Regions from separate parts of the Homo sapiens genome. Here region 2 is linked to region 1. The links are chromatin loops, found by intact Hi-C in ENCODE. Cell type or tissue: endothelial cell of umbilical vein. All regions are shown on one strand. Each heading gives the region's core, and the rest is flanking DNA. Links, peaks and the distances in the headings are about the cores only.

Region 1 (8,820 bases), core at 3,426-7,425:
ACCCCCCACTTGGCCTTTTCTGGCATTTGGCTGGAGAATAGTGTTGTTTCAATGTGTTGTGTTTTGCTGGGCTGCCCCTTTCTGGTTATTTGGTCAGATACAGCAGGCTCCTCTTGAGACTTCTTCTGTCTGTGCCCATTGCCCTTTCCAGGTTGCTGCCCTCCGCTCCATGTCTGGGATGTCCAAGGAAACAAGAACACCCTGGGAGCTCACCATCGTGGTCCTCAGGACGTGGGGTCCCTAGCCAGTGTGGCTTCCGTTGCCCTGTCAGAGTCTTCTCATGTTGTTTTATATGTAATGTCCAGGGTTTTTGGTTTTACTGGGTGAAACAGGGAAAAATATGTCTACCTCATCTTCTCAGACAGGAAAAATATTTTTATGAGGAGACCATCTTCTCCTGTCTGGATGCTTTCAATAATTCACGTAATCCCCGTTTCTATTCCAATTTTTATCTCACATACAGGTAGTTTTATTAAAGTATCAAAATGTTCTTACTGTGTGAGAAAATGACCCTACTAAGGTTGTATCAGCAATGAGGATTTTTTTCTTATGGCTGTCTTGTTTTAGCAACTTCTGCCTCCTAGGTTCAAGCGATTCTACTGCCTCAGCCTTCCAAGTAGCTGGGATTACAGGCACACGCTGCAGCACCTGGCTAATTTTTTTTGGATTTTAGTAGAGATAGGAGTTTCACCGTGTTGCCTAGGCTGGTCTCGAACTCCTGAGCTCAGGCAATTCACCTGCTTCGGCCTCCTAAAGGTGTGAGCCACCGCACCTGGCCTAGCTGAGATTTATATACAGATAATTAAGTTGCTGCCACAGATGATGGCCCAAGTTAAAAAAAAAAAAAAGCCCCTTATATCCTCACTCTGGGCACTTCATGGTTCTGATGGAGTAGACTTTCATCCCAGGGTTGCTGTGCTGACCCATGCTCCAGAGCCATGGGCGTACTGCTTTCCATCCTCCTCGTCCTTCTGACCCTCACCCCAGCTGCCCTTTTGGCTGGAGCAGGTGTGAGAAACACATAAGGTCTGCAGGCTCAGCCTCCAAAATCCTCCTCTGGGAGGTGGGCTCAAGGGGAGTTTCTGCTTATGTTCTAAAGACCACTAGGATCCTCCTACGCCTGGCTGTGTCAGCCATCTTATTTGGCAGGGATGGGAGTGGCTTGGCTAGAATAACCCTGGGGCCCTCAGGTCACGTCCTAAAATAGTGGGAGAAAATATTAAACATTTAGGAAACAGATACACATCAGCTCCCAGGGAGAAACAAGAACTAGGAAACTTTGTGTAACGTATTGTTACTCCAAAGTAGTTGAATTTGCTTAAACTCGTTATTAAAACTGTATAGAGTGGGTTCAGAAGAAAGTGTTCATTTTCACTGTTACGCCGTCAAAACTTTTTCTCCTGGAGACTGAGTGGTGTGTATTATATTTTCTGAAGCCATATCACTGTAATATTCTTTCATTGCTGTTTTTAATATAAAAACGAGAAATTTTTTGCTCCATTTCTCCTTCATATTTTTGTCATCATTTTTTAAGATATTGTGGTATCATGTCAATACCTTGTAATCTAGTGTCTAAGACTTAGACGTTGGATCTTAGGATGTTATTTTTGAGTCAGGTGTATCAATACCTTAAGTAAGGTAATAGATATTGAGAGTCCTTTATAAATTGTCCAGTGGTTTAAAGATACTATCATTATTTGAGAAAAATGGTAAGTTTTTTTTTTTTTTTAAATTATAGAAATCCCTCACAAGGTGATTTGCTGGAAGAATATGTGATGGCCTTGTGGTCTGGGTTCTGTCATTTTTTTGGTGTGTTCCATTGGTGGCTTCCAGACATAACATACACCAAAGAAGAAGAAAAATCTTTCCCAAGAACATTCCATAGTCTGATCTCAATTTTAAAATAGTCCTAAGTGTAATAGAAAAAAGATTTATCCAAAAATAATGTAATATGCTTATTATGGGGCAAGTTCCAAACTCAGGACTCAAAGAGTCAGGCATATAACTCAAAGAAAGGGCTGGAAAGTGAGACAAAGAAAGACCCTTGGTTAAAACAACTCCCCCAGGTGGCCCCATTGCCTGCCCTGAGAGGCACCCACAGTTCCCTGCAGGTGGGGGAAGAGGCCAAGCAGGAGTGGGCAGGACAGGCAGGGATAGCTGCTTTCCCTTCCCCAAATGCAGCCGGCCGGAGTGACCAACCCATGAATCTTGCTACTTAAACTCTGACCTTCTTTGGTAGCCATGAAGCATATGCCACTCTTTGGGTGCCTTTTCCTTTATTGTGAGAACATGGTTGGAGTGGAAGGGAAACACCTGGACCTTGATTGCTATGATTGACTCTGCCTTTAGCTGGGGACCTGAGTACTGAACGTGCCCCAGAGGTTGTCTCAGAAAAGAGAAAGGAAGAAAGGAGAGGAAGAGAGGGAGAGGAAAAGGGAACTTGCGGAGAATTACCCAGGGAAAACATATACCCTGGAAATGAGTAAGCGTAACTGATATAATTCATTTGCACCTGTGAAAGTGGCTCCAGCCCTAAAGAGAGTCTGTTTAGAGTTGCTGAATAAAACCACTCCTGGCCACTGCCTGCATCTGTAAAGCTGGGAGGCAGCCTGGTGGGCTGGAGACTTTATAGCTTTATTACTCAGGAAGCACAACTTGTTTATATACAAATCTATCCATCTGCATCAATAAATTGCCCCACCATCTGATATTTGCTCTTTGGTTCCACTGGGCACACTGGCCTTTCTCCTTAGCAGCTCAGCTGAGAGGAAGGTGGTGATCTGGGGCCAGGAGGTGGGGCTGCCCATGTCCCTGGCACAACCCTCAGAGGCTGGCTGCCCTGGAGGACCTCGTGAGCCTGCAGGAACAGGGGGAGCACAGCAAGGAGGAAGGAGGCCCTGGACCCATTCTGCAGTGTTCGTTCACTTGCCTGATGCCTGCTGCCTGCTGAACTGTGACCTGTGCCAGGCACTGAGCCGGGCCTGGGAATGTGATGGGGAGCAAGACAGGCCATGCTCCTGCCCTCCTGGGGCTTACTTTCCAGGGGGAGATAGACAACAAAGAAATAAGGGAATACACTGGAATCCATGGTGAGAGAGCAGGTAGGGAGTTAAGAGTGATAGTGGGGATGTGGCGGACTGTTTGGAGTCGGGGTCAGGAAGGCCTCTCTGAGGAGTGCACTTGAGCAGAGACCTGGATGAAGCATGGGAGCCATGACAACACCTGGGAAGGGCATTGCAGGCTGAGGGTGCAGTAAGTGCATAGGCTGTGAAGCTAGTGTTTCCCAGGCACAGCGGGAAGCCTGGTCTCAGTAGAGCAGAGTGGGCCAGGGCTGGCAGGGGATGTGTGTGGAGGGAGAAGTTTGGGTCACATATGTGAGGGACTTTCTCCTCTGTGATAACATTTACTCCAAAAAAGTTGAATTTGATTAAACATATATTTTAGTATTAAAACTAAATATTTTGTGCTAAGTCAAATGAGAATACATTGAGCCACAGCATGACACAGTCTGATTCATGTTTAAAATATCATTCTAGGCCAGGCACTCTGGCCCATGCCTATAATCCTAGCGCTTTGGGAGTCCGAGGCTGGAGGATCACTTGAGGCTGGGACTTTGAGACCAGCCTGGGCAACACAGCAAGACTCTGTCTCTACAAAATAATGACAAAATCAGCGGGGGATGGTGGCACACCTGTAGTCCTAGCCACTCAGGAGGCCGAGGCAGGAGGATTTATCTATTGAGGCCAGTAGTTCGAGGTTACAGTTACCTGTGATTGCACCACTGTACTCCAGCCTGGGTGACAGAGTGAGTCCCTGTCTCTAAAAAACAAAAAATATCACTCTGATATTTTGAATAGAGGCCATCACTTTGGCCTAAGCATGGCATGGCTTGGACCTGGGGGAGGTGGGGAGGTGAGAAGGGGTCAGATGGAGGATAGATTTACAGGTATAGCTGATGAGAGACTACCTCCCTGTCACCGTCCACTGCTTAGAAAGTGGAGCCCTCAGGGAAAGAGGCAGGCTCTGCCTGTCTTATCTTGTTCTGGGTCACCCAGCATGACAGGAGGAAGGTGGGGAAGACAAGGCCTGGCTTGCCCAGTCCCTGGGCCTGAACATCAACAGTTCACAAAGCACTTGCGTGTCCCATCCTTACCACCAAACTGTGAACCAGGCAAGGAAAGTACTGTTACCTCTGTGTTATAGGTGAGGAGACCCAAGTGCCTGGCCTTGAGAATCAGGAAGTATTTATAGACAGGGAAAGCACTGTGAGATCGTCGGGAATGAATAACACTATGATTCCTGCTTGTGCAAGCAATGTTTGTGGCCCATACAAGGGGGACCCGGCTGAGTTCTTCATGGTTGGCTTGTGGTTGACATTTTTTTTTCTCTAAATTTTCTCTGGACATAATGCTGCTGATGGAATTTATAAAGAGATAGAGCATTCTCATTCCACTGGATTAGGCCAAAAAGTAATTGAGCTACTGAAGCTATTTAGAAGAAGAGCCTCTGATTGCATTGAAGCAGCAGCCAGCTCTGACTACAAAGACATCTCAGTTTCACTGTGCTGGCAGCAGGTCTGTGGCTGATTTAGGAGAGGGCTTTGAGATCATTTCTATCCATCCTTCAAATCAGCAGTGTCTGCCTGGAGGAGGTTCCTGGTGAAGTTATTTTTAACTTCTGTCATGTCCTAATCAATTTTTCAAACATTCTTTACAGCTTAGACCATGCTCAGCCTCCAAGCAGCCTTGTCATCGACAAAGAATCTGAAGTTTACAAGATGCTTCAGGAGAAACAGGAGTTGAATGAGCCCCCGAAACAGTCCACGTCTTTCTTGGTTTTGCAGGAAATCCTGGAGTCTGAAGAAAAAGGTAATCAGCTCCATCTGCAGTCAGAGGCTCTTGTTCAAGGTCAGATGTGAGAGTCAGTCATTGTGGAAGCACAGGTGAACACACTCTGGAGCCTGCTTTGGAGGGCATGGGCTTTTAAAATGCTGAAATTCTTTAAAAAGAGATAGAGGGAGAGAGAGAGAGAGAGAGGAAGAGAGTGCTGACCACATTTTCCCATCTGGGTCTGTATTTAAGAAACTCCAGGCCTGGCCAACTGTGTCCTGTCACATGTGCAAGAGGATGCTAAGGTTGGGGTGAGCCTGACTGCTGTGGGAGCCTGTTGGTCTGTCCCTTGGCCATTTATTTGCTTTGAGCCCAGAAACAATACCTTGGTAGTGGCTGAGGAACTTCAGTGATGAAGGCCATGGGCAATGAGCAGCAGAATGAGAATGAATTAGTGCTCGGTGAAGCCAGGGGCTGGCTTTGCTTGGGGGCATGTGTTTGCATTTGCTCTAAGGTGGGTGGCCTCTTGAGGGCCCAAGAGCTCCCCCTTGTGGCCATGTTCTTATTCTGTGACCTTTGGCAAATCTCAACCTTCCCAGGTCTGTTTTCTCATCTGTCCATCAGGGATAAAACTCCTTTCCTCTAAGATTATCATGGTCATGAAATGGCATAAGTTGTGTAAAACATCCATCATCGTAACTGAGTACTCGCTTCATAGTTATTGTGGTGTTTGAAATGTCATGAAGAGGCTTTCTTGTCCTTGGGGTGAGCTTTGATGTTGAGGCACCCAGGGTCACCCCGTAGGGTTCTGCAGGTCTCAGGAGACATGCTTCTCACTGAAGACATTATGTAACGTACATTTATTATGATCATGTTTAAGTGGACAGTGGTAAAAGTATCTTCACTTAATAACAATGCTATACGTCGAGAAATTGTGACAGGTGGATGTATTGAAGAAGGGATGCTTTATTCCCCTCACAAAGATGATCAGCAGCCCTCACACCCGCTTCTTCCCTGGTAGTTCCTCATCAGCACCTCCTGTGATGCTCATGGGCAGTCTTTTCCAGAGAGCTGGGTTTTGTACCCTTTCCTGGTCCCTGTGATGCCCAGTCCTCCACACTCTCTCTTCCTTTCTTGAGGCTTGGGCACTTCAGTGGGGTCTTGTTTTCTATGCCCTCTATCTCTCTCATGGACCCATCTGCAAAGAGACAGTGGATGCTCCAGTGAGGGGACACCTTGTGATGGTGAGTGTGAGACCTGCCTCAGCCAGGCTGCAAAGGGATTGGCATGTTGGCTGAGAGGCTTGTGCCCTCTGGAAGATGAACCTCCCTCCTCAAAGTCCGCAGCCGAAGATTCAGCTTCCTGGGGAGCCCTTTCTGATAAGAAAGTTCTCTTCTGAACACACCCGACACCTGGGCTTCCTCCCCATTTGTGTGATTTCTTTAGAGAGAGTGGCAGTTTACAACCATAGGAAATTAGGAAACCATGGGCCATGTGTTTGCATGTGCTTCTTTTATGCTAAAATGATACTGTTCTACCACTGCTTTCCTCTTTTGCTTGGAGTAGCTGAGCAGCTGGGAAGTAATGAGCCATACTTCGTATCAAGTTCCAGTATTAGCTTTGCCTGACAAACAACTTGGGGGCCAACCCTTGAGGATGATAGCTTTGTAAAAACATGTGAGAAACCACAACTTATTTCACTCTTACGTGGATGTGAAACCCTTCAATGAGAGGCAAGGTCAAGTTCATCCGTGCCCAACTAGACATGCTGCAGAGCTCATCTCAGCTCACAGAGAAGGACCTGAGCATGGATTTGGAAGCTCCATGCTCTTCAAGATCTGGACTCCTATCCGGCACTCCAGCACCCAAATTTGTGGCTTCTATTCCCAAGGTTACTTCGTGGTCCTGGTTAGCAGCTGGTGTTCCAACCATCATGCTTACCCCCAGGTGACAGGGAGGAAGAAGGGAGATAATGCTAACCGGGGAGTTCCAATTTCAGATGAGCCAGCTTTCTCCTTCCCAGAAGTCCCACACTACTCTTCCATTTTATTGACCATGATTTAGTCACCTGGCTACACCTAGTTAAACGAGAGTCTGGGAATTAGGATTCTTTTTAAAAAAAATTTTAGCCCTTAGTCTGGATGGTTCTTGCCCCAAAGAGAATCAAGATTCTGCTGGAAGGGAAGAGGGAGATAGCAAATCTTGTAGTTTCTCCTGTATCTCTTACTGTGTACCCGCATTAAATCTTTACTGACAGTAACAGGATAAATTCCATTCTAAACATTCTTTACATGCAGAAGGCTCTTCGGGGAAGGAACCCAAATGCCTGTTTGTTTTTGTTTTTGTTTTTGTTTGAGACAGGGTCTTGCTCTGTTGCCCAGGCTGGAGTGCAGTGGCATGATCTCGGCTCACTGCTACCTCCGCTTCTCAGGTTGCAGCGATTCTCCTGCCTCAGCCTCCCAAGTATCTGAGATTACAGATGTGTACCACCATGCCCAGATAATTTTTGTATTTTTAATAGAGATGGGGTTTCTCCATGTTGGCCAGGGTGGTCTTGAACTTGTGACCTCAGGTGATCTGCCCACCTGGACCTCCCAAAGCGCTGGGATTACAGATGTGAGCCACTGCACCCGGCCCCAAATGCCTGTTTTTATTTGAGATAAAATGGTGAAAGGTTAAGGTAGTAAAAGCAGTTGATGAGAGGTCCTGTCATTCAGAAACGCCTCTGGTTCAGAAAGCAGTGCTGCAGGGCAGAAAGAGCACTGGCATCCAGGATCTGCCTCTGACCTGCTGTGACACCTCCAGCAAGTTGCTTGCCTTTCTAAGCTCTAGTTTCTGCACAGATCCATTGAAGCTAATAGCCAGGACCTCATGGGATTGTTTACAGGGTTAAGTAAAGCCACGTCTGTAAACTGCCAGGTGCACAGTGAGTAAGGCCCCTCCCTGAAGGAAGCTTGGCTACAGCAGTATTTGGTCATAAACCTTGAAGACCCAACACAAGCTGTCTCATTTTGGGTAAAATTCAGCTTCTAGACTAGGAGAAAGGGGCCCTTGGTTCCTCACCTTCATCTTGTTCTGGATCAAATTCCAAAACTTGCAGGCAGAAGAAGCCGTTATATTAAGAAAAATGGTGAAATATACTTAATATAAAATTTACCATCTTAACAAATTTTAAGTGTACAATTTAGTGGTATTAAGTACATTTATGTGATTGTGCTACTATCACCACCATCCATCCATAGAACTCTTTTATTTTGCAAAACTGAAACTATTCCCATTAAAGAGTATTTCACCATTCCTCTCTCCTTCCAGCTCCTGGTAACCACCCTCCTGCTTGTCTCTATGAATTTGACTACTCTAAATACCTTGTATAAGTGGTGTCATGCAGTAGTTGTCCTTTTGGTCCTGGCTTAGTTCACTTAGCTTAATATCCTCGGGGTTCATCCATGTAGCATGTGTCAGAAATTCTTTCCATTTTAAGGCAGAGTATTATTCCGTTGTTTGTGTATATTACATTTTATTTATCCATTCATCTGTCCATTGAAGGAGACTTTCAATGATTGGAGGTTTGGAAGGAGCAGTCATGGGCTGAGAAAACACAGTGGTGGCCAGAGGCTCTGAGATGAGAAAACTGGAGACTAGTTCAGCAAGTACCGAGGCTCGTTTTGGCTGGTTACCCAGGGTTCCAGGTGAATCCTTGGGTGATCTCGAGTTAGATATGGGGGACCACCAGGTGCAAGGTTAAGAATCATGAGCTTGATTCTAAAGGTAGTGTGAAGTCATGCAAGGTTGTTGAGCAGTGAAGTGGACAGAAAAACAGCTGTGGTTTATTTAGCTAATTTTCACTTTTTTTCCAGAAATATTTGGGATACAGGGTTCACTGTAAGAAGAGAAATTTGGAAATTTTTGTAGTTGCCTGGAGTTCAAAGGAAGCTAGTATTTTCACTATAAGCTAGTTGAGAAGAAAGGAAGAGAGATTTCTCTGGATTCG
Region 2 (4,000 bases), core at 1-4,000, 280 kb after region 1:
ATATGCAAATCAATAAATGTAGGCCGGGCGACGTGGCTCACACCTATAATTCCAGCACTTTGGGAGGCTGAGGTGGGTGGATCACAGGGTCAGGAGTTTGAGACCAGCCTGGCCAACATGGTGAAACTCAGTTTCTACTAAAGATACAAAAAATTAACCAGGCGTGGTGGGTTATTCTTTTGGGTTATTTATACCCAAAAGAATTGAAAGCAGCACATCAAAGAGATATTTTTTTACCCATATTCATAATAGCATTACTCAAAAAGTCAAAAGGTGAAAGTAATCCAAGTGCCCATCAACAGATAAATGGGTAAGCAAACTTGGTTTATACATACAACGGAATATTATTCACCCTTAGAAAGGAAGAAAAATCTGACACATGCAAAAACATGAATGAACCCTGAGAACATAACATTAGGCTAAGTGAAATAAACCAGTCACAAAAGGCAAATATGTAATGATTCCACTTTTATGAGGTACCCAGCATACTCGATTTTATAGAGACACAAAGTAGAATGTTGGTTGCCATGGGGTGGTGGAAGGGAGAAATGTAGAGTTATCATTTGAGGTGGGGGTGTGGTTCTACAACATTTCTTGTCGCATCATCCACGTCTCTGGACACTTCTCTTTGGGCAACCCATTCCCTTTGATTTCAGATAAATTTCAGGGCAAGTGATAAGGGAATGGGAATTTTAACTGCAGTTAGTCCACACAGTATCTGGCAGATAAGACTGACAAAGACCTCAAATAATGTGGTGGGCCACCTTTACAAGGCCCATCTTCTGCTCTTGTGTTACTATGGACACATTTCATGGAATTATTAATATGAATTAGTTTGCACAGTTGAGGAAATTATGTTACTTTCATTTTGTTTGTTGATTGCTTTGTTGGTAGAGACAGGGTTTTGCCATGTTACCCAGGCTAGTCTCGAACTCCTGAGCTCATCCAATCTGCCCACCTCAACCTCCCAAAGTGCTGGGATTACAGACATGATCTACAATGCCCGGCCAAGAGTTATTATTAAATGGGTATAAAGTTTCTGTTTTGCAAGATGAAAAGAATTCTACAGATGTATGGCAGTGACATTTGCACAACAATGTGAATGTAATTAATACCAAAATACTATGCACTTAAAATGATTAATACAGAAACTTTTATGTTATGTGTATTTTGCAACAATTTTTTACAAAATTAAAAAATTATAATAATAAACATTATAAAAATAAATCTCACAATAAGCAAGTGAGATTTATCCCAGAAATTCAAAAGTGGTTCAACAAGAAAGTCAATCAGTGCACTACACCATATCAGAATAAAAGAGAAAATCATGTTCATCTCATTAGATGCAGAAAAAAAAATTGACAACTTTTAATACCCATCATAACAAAAACACTCAGAAAACTATAAATGAAATAAAACTCCTTTATCATAATAAAGCATATTTATGAAAACTGCAAAGCTAAAGCATACTAAATTGTGAAAGACTAAAACTTGTAACTTAAAATCAGAAAGAAAAGAAAAAAAACAAGGATGTCCATTTTTACTACTATTAAACATAGTATTGGAAGTTCTAGCCAGAGCAATTAGGCAAGAAATAAAATAAAACACATTCAAATAGGAAAGGAAAAATTCAAATCATGTGTATTTGACTGAAACATGATTCTCTCTATATAGAAAAATCTCATGCAATACAGATAGAAAATAAGTAGAGCTAATAAATGATTTCAGCATAATTTCAGGGTACAAGATCAATGCAAAAATCAGTTGTCTCTCAGTGCTGGTGCTAGTGCCTGCCATTAGGGGACCTGTAGACAGGACTGCCCAGTCCAGTGACACCGATCTTTATCCCCCTGGGGCTCAGCAGGGAGCCCAGACTACTCTGAATTCCACAGATGAACAGATTATCTGAGGAAACAGAGAAGTTCCCCCAGAAAACAAGGATCAAGCTGTGCTATATCAAGTTGTCCTAGTCACAGCTGGCTTTTGCTCATAAGTGCCATCTACTGACATGTATGTCAAACTGCACAGGCCAATATAAAACTACCCACAGAAGTGAACACAGCTATAGAATCCAAGTCAAAGGCCCTACCCAACATACTTTATAGTCACATCCCATAGGAAGGGGAAGAGAAAAAGGAAAGAACAAAAATAGGGAGAGAAAAACAATTCTATCTGCACAAAAATAATTTCAAAAATCAGAAGCGGCAGCCTCTCCAAATAAGAAGAAACCAGCATAAGACTTCTGGCACCATGAAATGTCTGAATGTCGTAAAACCTCCAAAGGATCACATGAACTCCCCAGCAATGAACCCTAACCAAACTGGCAACTCAGAAATGACAGATAAACTATTCAAAATATGGACTGCAAGTAAGCTCAGTGATCCAAGGCAGGGTTGAAAATTAATGCAAACAAACTACTAAAGCAGTCCAGGAAATGGAGCGAGAAGTAAACATCTTAAAAAGAAATCAATCAAAGCTTCTGGAATTGAAAGAGTCACTTAAGGAATTTCAGAATTCAATTGAAGCGTTTATCAATAGACTGGACCAATTTCAGAGCTTGAACACCAGTCTTTTGAACTAACCAAGTCAGACAAAAATAAAGAAAAAATAATTTTAATAAATGAACAGTCTTCAAGAAATATCTGATTATTTAAAAGGAGTAAACCTAGGAATTATTGGCATTCCTGAGAGAGAAGAAAAAGTAAACAATCTAGAAAATACATTTGGGCTAATAAGTTGAGAAAATTTTCCCAAACTTGCTAGAAAGGTAGACATCCAAATACAATAAACCCAGGGAATATATGTGAGACACTATACAAAATTAACATCACCAAGGCATTTACTCACCAGGCTGTCCAAAGTCAAGGCTAAAAAATAATTTTAAAGGCAGCTAGAGAAAAAAATCAGATCACATACAAAGAGAACCTTGTCAAGCTAAAAGGATGCTCAGCCTATTTTCAACATTCATTTTAATAAAAATTACAAAAAAGAATTTTATATTTTGCCAAACTATGCTTCAAAATCAAGGAAGAAATACAATCTTGTCCAAACAAGTAACTACCAGGAAAATCTGTTACCATTAGACCAGCCTTATAAGAGATCATTAAGGGAGTTCTAAATATGGAAGTGAAAGAACAATACCTGCTACCACAAAACACACTTAAGTATATAGCCCACAGACTCTATAAAGCAATCACACAATAGAAACTACAAAACAACCAGCTAACAACTTCACAATAGAATCAAAACCTCATATATCAGTGTTAACATTGAAGATAAAGTCTAAATGCTCCACATAAAAGGCAAAGAGTAGGAAGTTGGATTAAAAATAAGACCCATCCTTCTACTGTCTTCAAGATTGCAAGGCCCATCTCCTACTAGTAGAAGTAGAAGACCCATCTCAGACCTAGAAGACCCAATTCAGACCTAGAAAACCCTAAAGAACTTTCCAAAAACTCCTGGAACTGACATACAACTTCAGTGAGATTTCAGTACACAAAATAAATATGCAAAAATCTGTAGCATTTTTAAACACCAAAAATGTTCATCCTGAAAGCCAATCAAGAACTCAATCCCATTTACAATAGCCACAAGAAAAAACCTAGGAATACAACTAACAAAGGGGGCAAAAAGGTCTCTACAAGGAGAGCTACAAAATACTGATGAACAAAATCATAGATGACACAAACAAATGGAAAAACAGTTCAGGCTTATGGATTGAAACAATCAATATCATTAAAATGGCTAGACTGCCCAAAGCTATCTACAGATTCAATGCTATTCCTATCAAACTACCAATATTATTTTATTCTAAAATTCATATGGAACCAAAGAAGAGCCCAAATCCAAAGCAATCCTAAACAAAAAGAACAGTGGGAAGCTTCACATTGACTTCAAACTATACTGTAAGCTACAGTAACCAAGAGAGCATGTAACTGGTACAAAACACAAATTGAACAGAAGTAGAGAAGCCAGAAATAAAGCCACACACCTATAGCCA

The links. Peaks named below come from ENCODE experiments on the same cell type or tissue, not always from the same donor. Only the 100,000 strongest peaks of a DNase experiment are listed, where the experiment ranks them.
Region 2: it touches region 1 in a loop (6-fold over the local background); 6 of 110 quality-filtered maps call a loop at or near these places.

What each region holds. Positions count from the first base shown.
Region 1 is chr10:95,243,263-95,252,082 of GRCh38, reverse strand. It overlaps PDLIM1 (PDZ and LIM domain 1), which reads left to right. Exons shown (of 7, transcript NM_020992.4): 5 at 4,717-4,868. Among named protein-coding and RNA genes, the nearest start is that of PDLIM1, 43 kb to the left of the region's middle. RefSeq lists an enhancer at 6,611-6,670. In endothelial cell of umbilical vein, for the core only: a CTCF peak has its summit at 5,398 (motif pointing left); a DNase peak (open chromatin) is centred at 5,352.
Region 2 is chr10:94,962,010-94,966,009 of GRCh38, reverse strand. All of the region lies in intron 5 of CYP2C9 (cytochrome P450 family 2 subfamily C member 9), which reads right to left. Among named protein-coding and RNA genes, the nearest start is that of CYP2C9, 25 kb to the right of the region's middle. In endothelial cell of umbilical vein, for the core only: a CTCF peak has its summit at 2,023 (motif pointing left); no DNase peak of the experiment used is centred there.